Regions from separate parts of the Homo sapiens genome. Here region 2 is linked to region 1. A link is an interaction called in ENCODE POLR2A ChIA-PET data of the cell type or tissue named here. Cell type or tissue: K562. All regions are shown on one strand. Each heading gives the region's core, and the rest is flanking DNA. Links, peaks and the distances in the headings are about the cores only.

What was found. ChIA-PET counts read pairs that join two places held together with the same protein. Peaks named below come from ENCODE experiments on the same cell type or tissue, not always from the same donor. Only the 100,000 strongest peaks of a DNase experiment are listed, where the experiment ranks them.
Region 2: POLR2A ChIA-PET joins it to region 1 with 5 read pairs; 3 of 35 experiments call an interaction of 5 or more read pairs at or near these places.

Annotation. Positions count from the first base shown.
Region 1 is chr1:61,331,708-61,334,626 of GRCh38, forward strand. NFIA (nuclear factor I A) reads left to right here. Exons shown (of 11, transcript NM_001134673.4): 4 at 805-879. Among named protein-coding and RNA genes, the nearest start is that of NFIA-AS1, 80 kb to the left of the region's middle. In K562, for the core only: no CTCF peak of the experiment used is centred there; no DNase peak of the experiment used is centred there.
Region 2 is chr1:61,391,411-61,394,329 of GRCh38, forward strand. The region is part of intron 7 of NFIA (nuclear factor I A); the gene reads left to right. Among named protein-coding and RNA genes, the nearest start is that of NFIA-AS1, 140 kb to the left of the region's middle. In K562, for the core only: no CTCF peak of the experiment used is centred there; a DNase peak (open chromatin) is centred at 1,611.

The DNA.
Region 1 (2,919 bases), core at 139-2,638:
ACCATAGATTATGTGTTCCTTGTCATTTATAAGTTCTATGTTTCTGAATGCATCATAAAATTAAATGAGTAGTTGGTGATCGACATAATACCAGGTGTCTTAAAGGGAATTAATTGCATCCAGCAAAAATGAAGCAGAAACAAAGTTCGAAGATTAATCACTTTTTGAACCATTGATTTATTATCTTTTCTCAAAAAAATCAACAGACACAAAAAAAAATTTGGGGTGTATAAATAATCTGAATTTTTATTTGTGCTCAAAAGAATTTGTTTTCCTGTTTTGTGAGTTGGGGCTTGCTTTTTCTATTTTGACTTTTTAAAAATTCACCCTGTGGTGCCTCTAGAAAAGAACACCTTTAAATCTTGTTTGAGTTAAATGAATAGATAACTAATTCCAATCAAATGTTTCTTTAGAGAATAATGTTTAAAAAACTATGATGGAATGCAGCTCTCCTAGTGATTCTTAGATATGCTGTTTTTATCCCAATTGTTAAGGTCTTAGAGGTCACCCAAGGTAACTATTTATTGTAAATTGTCTTTTGTTTCATATTTCCGGTTGAATTTTTTTTAACCATTTCAAAAATCAGCTAGTTGTTGTACCATAGCTTTGCACAACCTTGAAATTCAAACCAAAAATCTATCTGCTTAGCTAAATGACTGTGCCCTCCCACATAAACCCCAAGGAGAGCAGAGAATGAGATTAGGCACCACATGTGTTAATCATAATGAAACTAATATTTAAAGCTCTGTTGTCAAATGTCTTGTATTTATGACACTTTGTTTTCTTTTGTTTTTGTTTCCCCAGGACATTTGGGCTTCCAGGACAGTTTTGTCACATCAGGTGTTTTTAGTGTCACTGAGCTAGTAAGAGTGTCACAGAGTAAGTATAATTTTGCTTTGATTTGGTACAGATTTGCCTTGGTTTGTGCTTACTTTCTGCCTAGGACTCCTAGAGACCAAAAAAAGCTTTCAGAATCTCCTTTTCATTCACCCATTGGAAGAATTTTGACACACAGTTTGTTTGACAACCAAGAATTTAAATCAGGAAAAATTAAATATTATTTTGATGTGAGGCATAAAAGAAAGACCAAAATCCTGAGGGTCTCATATATTCTGAGGCTTCCCTGATTTCTAAGAAATTCTGCATTTTAAAAGAATTTGTTTTTGACCTTTAAAAAATGCTAATGCCCTCAGTATGAGTGACACAGTCTGGGATGATCATTACCAGTTTGTCAATAATCACTAACAGTGAATGAAGAGTACCTGTCACCATCTTGCTCCATTGATCAAAGGCCCATTCAATTGATTGTAGTTTTGTTATGACATAATCTAGCATGCACGCACACACACACACACACACATACACACACACACACACACACACATACACAGTTGCCTTCCCTTAGGAATCTGTTTTTTCTTATTTAAAAGCACAAATACAATGATTATGATGTTCCAGGTCCCAGTAAGAAGAAGGAAAAATAAATACCAAATATTAAAATTTTATTTTGTTTTACTCCTCCAACTACTTCAAAATACCACTTGTAGGTAAAATTTACATGGTTAAAATTGGTTTTGAGCAGCATCAGCCCTTTGTGGAATGAGCTGGAGTAAAAAGAAACATTTTCATTTCAGGTTCATACCCCCCATTCACTGTGTTACAGGCTTGCAAGATTGACTGAGTAAGCCAGTCCATCTCAGGGCATGACGTCAGGTCAAACAAGTCAAGCCATCCTGGTCCCAAAATCCTGGATTTTGTCTGTTCTTATTTTAGCCACTCATAGGCTAGGAGAGTCTTGAGAGCACAGAATGTGATACACAGTGTGGGAACAGGGGAGAATCTAATGACTACTGTTCATTTACTGTCTGCCAGGCACTGTCGTAGGCCTTAGTGTAAGGTACATAAGTTAATCCTTGCAATAAGCTTTTCAGACAAGAAATTACCCCATTTTTAAAGATGAGTTAAATTGAGGGTCTATATAAGTTATTTATCCAAAGTCAAACAGTGAGGCCAGGCACGGTGGCTCACGCTTGTAATCCCAGCACTTTGAGAGGCCGAGGCAGGTGGATCACTTGAGGTCAGGAGTTTGAGACCAGCCTGGCCAACATGGTGAAACCCCGTCTCGACTAAAAATACAAAAAGATTAGCTGGGCATGGTGGTGCACGCCTATGGCCCCAGCTACTCAGGAGGCTGAGGCAGGACAATTGCTCGAACCCGGAGGGTGGAGGTTGCAGTGAGCTGAGATCACACTACCACACTCCAGCCTGGGCGACAGAGTGAGACTCCATCTCAAAAAACAAACCAACAAAAAATTCAAATAGCGGATAAATCGTTAAGCTAAGTCTCTATAATGCCAGTATCCGTACTCTTAGACTGGCCCAAAGGAACTTGAAGAGATCTATAGCATGAGACTAGACAGGGAAACAGTGGGAAGGTAACTGTCGGGGTTAGAATTGTGGGAGTCAAGGACTCCCAGGTTGATGCTGAGGTATTCCAGTGTAGAAGAGTTGGAACCCTAAGAAATGAGACATTAGGAGCAGCAGGTCATAACTTGGAAGAGAGAGGTTGCTGCCATGGTATTGAAGCGTACTTAAAGTACCAACCGGTTAAGTAGACACTACATTGCCTTGTTAAGCTGGAGAGGATATGCTCCCCTAGTTATAGCACAGCTGATTAGGCAGTTATTTGCCATAGACAAATAACAGTGCATCTGTATATATCTTTTTTTTTTAACTTCTTAGGACTTTTGAACACAATAAATATCTCACATTTTCTTGTAATTTTAATAATAACCGTAATATGGGGAGTATTTGTGTGTGTGTATATATGTGTGTGTGTGTGTGTGTGTATATATATATATATATATATATATATATATATATATATATATATATATATATATATGTATCAGACCATAC
Region 2 (2,919 bases), core at 108-2,607, 60 kb after region 1:
TAAACCCCACTTCTTTATGAATCAAACACACACACACACACACACACACACACACACACACACACACACACACACACAGGCAGTTTAGAAGTAAAATTGCCTTGATTCTGGCAGGCGTGTGCCACCATGCCCAGCCTAATATATGTTTGGTTTTAATTAAGATCTACCTTGATAGACCTTAAGAGAAATGAGCTCAAAATTATTTGGTCCCCTATTTGTAGAATATTTCCTGTGGCATTTTAAGTTTTTCTCTCCAAACTAAGGTCCCTCCAGAAAGAACGTCCCCTGGCGTTTCACTACTACTGTAATTGTGGCACCCCCTCCCCTGGCCTAGGCCCCCAAGTGCTAGGTTTGTTCATCTTTCTCCTATCACATCCACAAACTTCTTTGCCTCTTAGGAAAGCTTTTAACTTAGTTGGAGAACATGCTGGTGATCCACTGAATCTAATTTGTCTCTCCTGGTTTAGTGCAATTGAATCATCTCAGGAAAATGAGAAGCAATTAGGTACCTGTTGCTAACAAGGCACTGAAATAATCTGCCAACAGACGCACGGTGTTTATTTATTATTGGAGTATGTCACTTGAGCAAACATTACGTTGCCTTTCTCCAAGAAGAATTGCCAGAATTGATTTTCAAATGCAGGCCTCATAGACCTAACAAGTACCACCTTTAAGGAGCATGGAACAGAGAAGCAAGAGGGCTTGTGAGCCTCGTTCAGGGTTAGTTCAAGTGCCAGTGCCTAGCCTAATGGGCAGCGTTGTGGATGGGATTTGAAGTTGCAGGACACTAAAGAAAAAGCAGCTTTTTTCTTTTTTTTTTGCAGAGGTCCTTTAAGTCCCAGTTCAGGAAATTATTAAATTCATTAGCCAGATACTTAGAACCAGCTATTACTGCCCAGCCAAAGGAAAAAAAGAGTGCCAGCAAATGTTTTAAAACTACAACTAAACAAAAGTCAGGAAGCGTGTAATTAAAACTGTACCTTTATTGTATTGTAAAGAGTTTCACTGTGACATGGAAAATATTTAAAGGAGAAGGCTGTTTAGCTAATTTGTCTGCAAGTGAACTGCCTAGTGGAACTATCCTAAATTAACTGTAAGGCCACCCACCGAGCCACCCTCATAAAGAGCCATGGCTGCTCAGCTTGGGTTTGTGTAACGTTCAATAATTACTAGATAAATGCACAACTAAAAGCTCTATTACACTAATAATTTGTACTGTGATAGATGTGTGGGACACCCTGCTGGGTTAATTTGTCATCCCTGCAGCAAACTTCTAAAGAGAGCTCTTCCGTAGTGGAATCATGTTAATATGTTGTCCCTGGGAGGACAGGTTAGAGCAGTGAGACCACTTGGCTCCTTAATCTCTTAAAGAGGCAAAGGGCCTCCAGGGTGAGTGCTGAAGAGAATAGGGTGATGAACCCAGGGGACCTGGATTTAAACTCATCTTCACAAAAGAAGCTGCTTTCCCTTGGAATTCCTTTGCCCCTTTCTCTCTGTCCCTCTCAGTCACACGCAGGCCTATGTGTCCCAGTGGTGCATGTGTGCGCACAGGCACACACAGGCATAGACCCACGTATCCATACATAGTGAAGGCAGTGGTTCTGAGCAAGGTTTCTTAGAAACCCCCTCATTTTAAGACTTCCTGGTATCGTACGCTTGGACTGTACCTTGCGTAGTCAGATAAGCCCCGTTCTTTCTGGTTTAGCTTAACCTAAGTTGATTCCATGTATAGACTCATTATTTATTTTCCTTTTTTCAGCATAGAATAAAAAATTCAAGATTGAACTTGTATCTCCTCTTTATGTGGAATGGTTTCTTCTGCCTCGCCCTCTCCCTCTCTCTCTCTCTCTCTCTCTCTCTCTCTCTCTCTCTCTCTCTCTCCCTCTTTCTCTCCCTCTCTCCCCGTCTCTCCCCCTCCCCAACCCCACCCGCACCCAGGTCTGCTATTCTCTGTGTGAGCTTTGTGCTTAGGCTAAATATCCTCAGACTGTGGCCCAGATAGCCACAGTGAGCAGCTCCAGCCTTAATTTCCACCAATTTAATAATCCCAAGAGAAAAAAGAGCAGCTTTTCAACAACAGATTTAGGGAAGGGCCTACTCCTGCATGCTTATGATTCTGATTATCTGGGTTTGGGTCATTTGCTCACTTTTAAAATAACCCTTATGTTTAAAAGACAATGGAGTGCCTCATTGGTGTGACCCGGCTTCCCTGTCCACCCATGGAGTCAGCGGGTTAAGTCCATCCTAACCACATAGGCTGAGGCTGAGGGACAGAGAGTTCCCCAAAGAAACATTAGAGCTCTGTTTCCAGAAGAAGGGGTGAAGAACTGCTGGGCAGGCAAAAATAATAGCTACCCCCAGGAGATAACAGCAAAGCTGGCCTGAGCACTGGCCAATGGGCTCAGCTTACTCACTAGCTGTGGCTTGTTCCTGCAGTTAGTGTTTGCAGAGCACAAGAAAAACCCAGGCCTATTTGTTCATGCCACAGACCCCCAGGGTCACTTGAAAACAGTTCGGCTCTTGATTCTCAATTAGCTGGTGTTACCTCATTGCATTGTATAATCCAGATTACTTTTCATGTATCTCTATTTATTCTAAAAACAATCCTAAGAATATTAAATAACCCAGAGTCTAGCATGCTGTTTGGCACACAGTAGATTCTCAACACATTTGTTGAATGAGTGATCCTACTATGAATGAGGCACCTGTGTACATTAATGCTAATCCTCAGAAAAGCCTTTCAAATTGCGCTATTCTTTCTTACCCCCCTCTGCCCCACCCAAGACAGAGTCTTGCTCTGTTGCCCAGGCTGGAGTGCAGTGGCACGATCTTGGCTCACTGCAACCTCTGCCTTCCATGTTCAAGCAATTCTCCTACCTCAGCCTCCTGAGTGTCTGGGACTACAGGTACACGCCACCA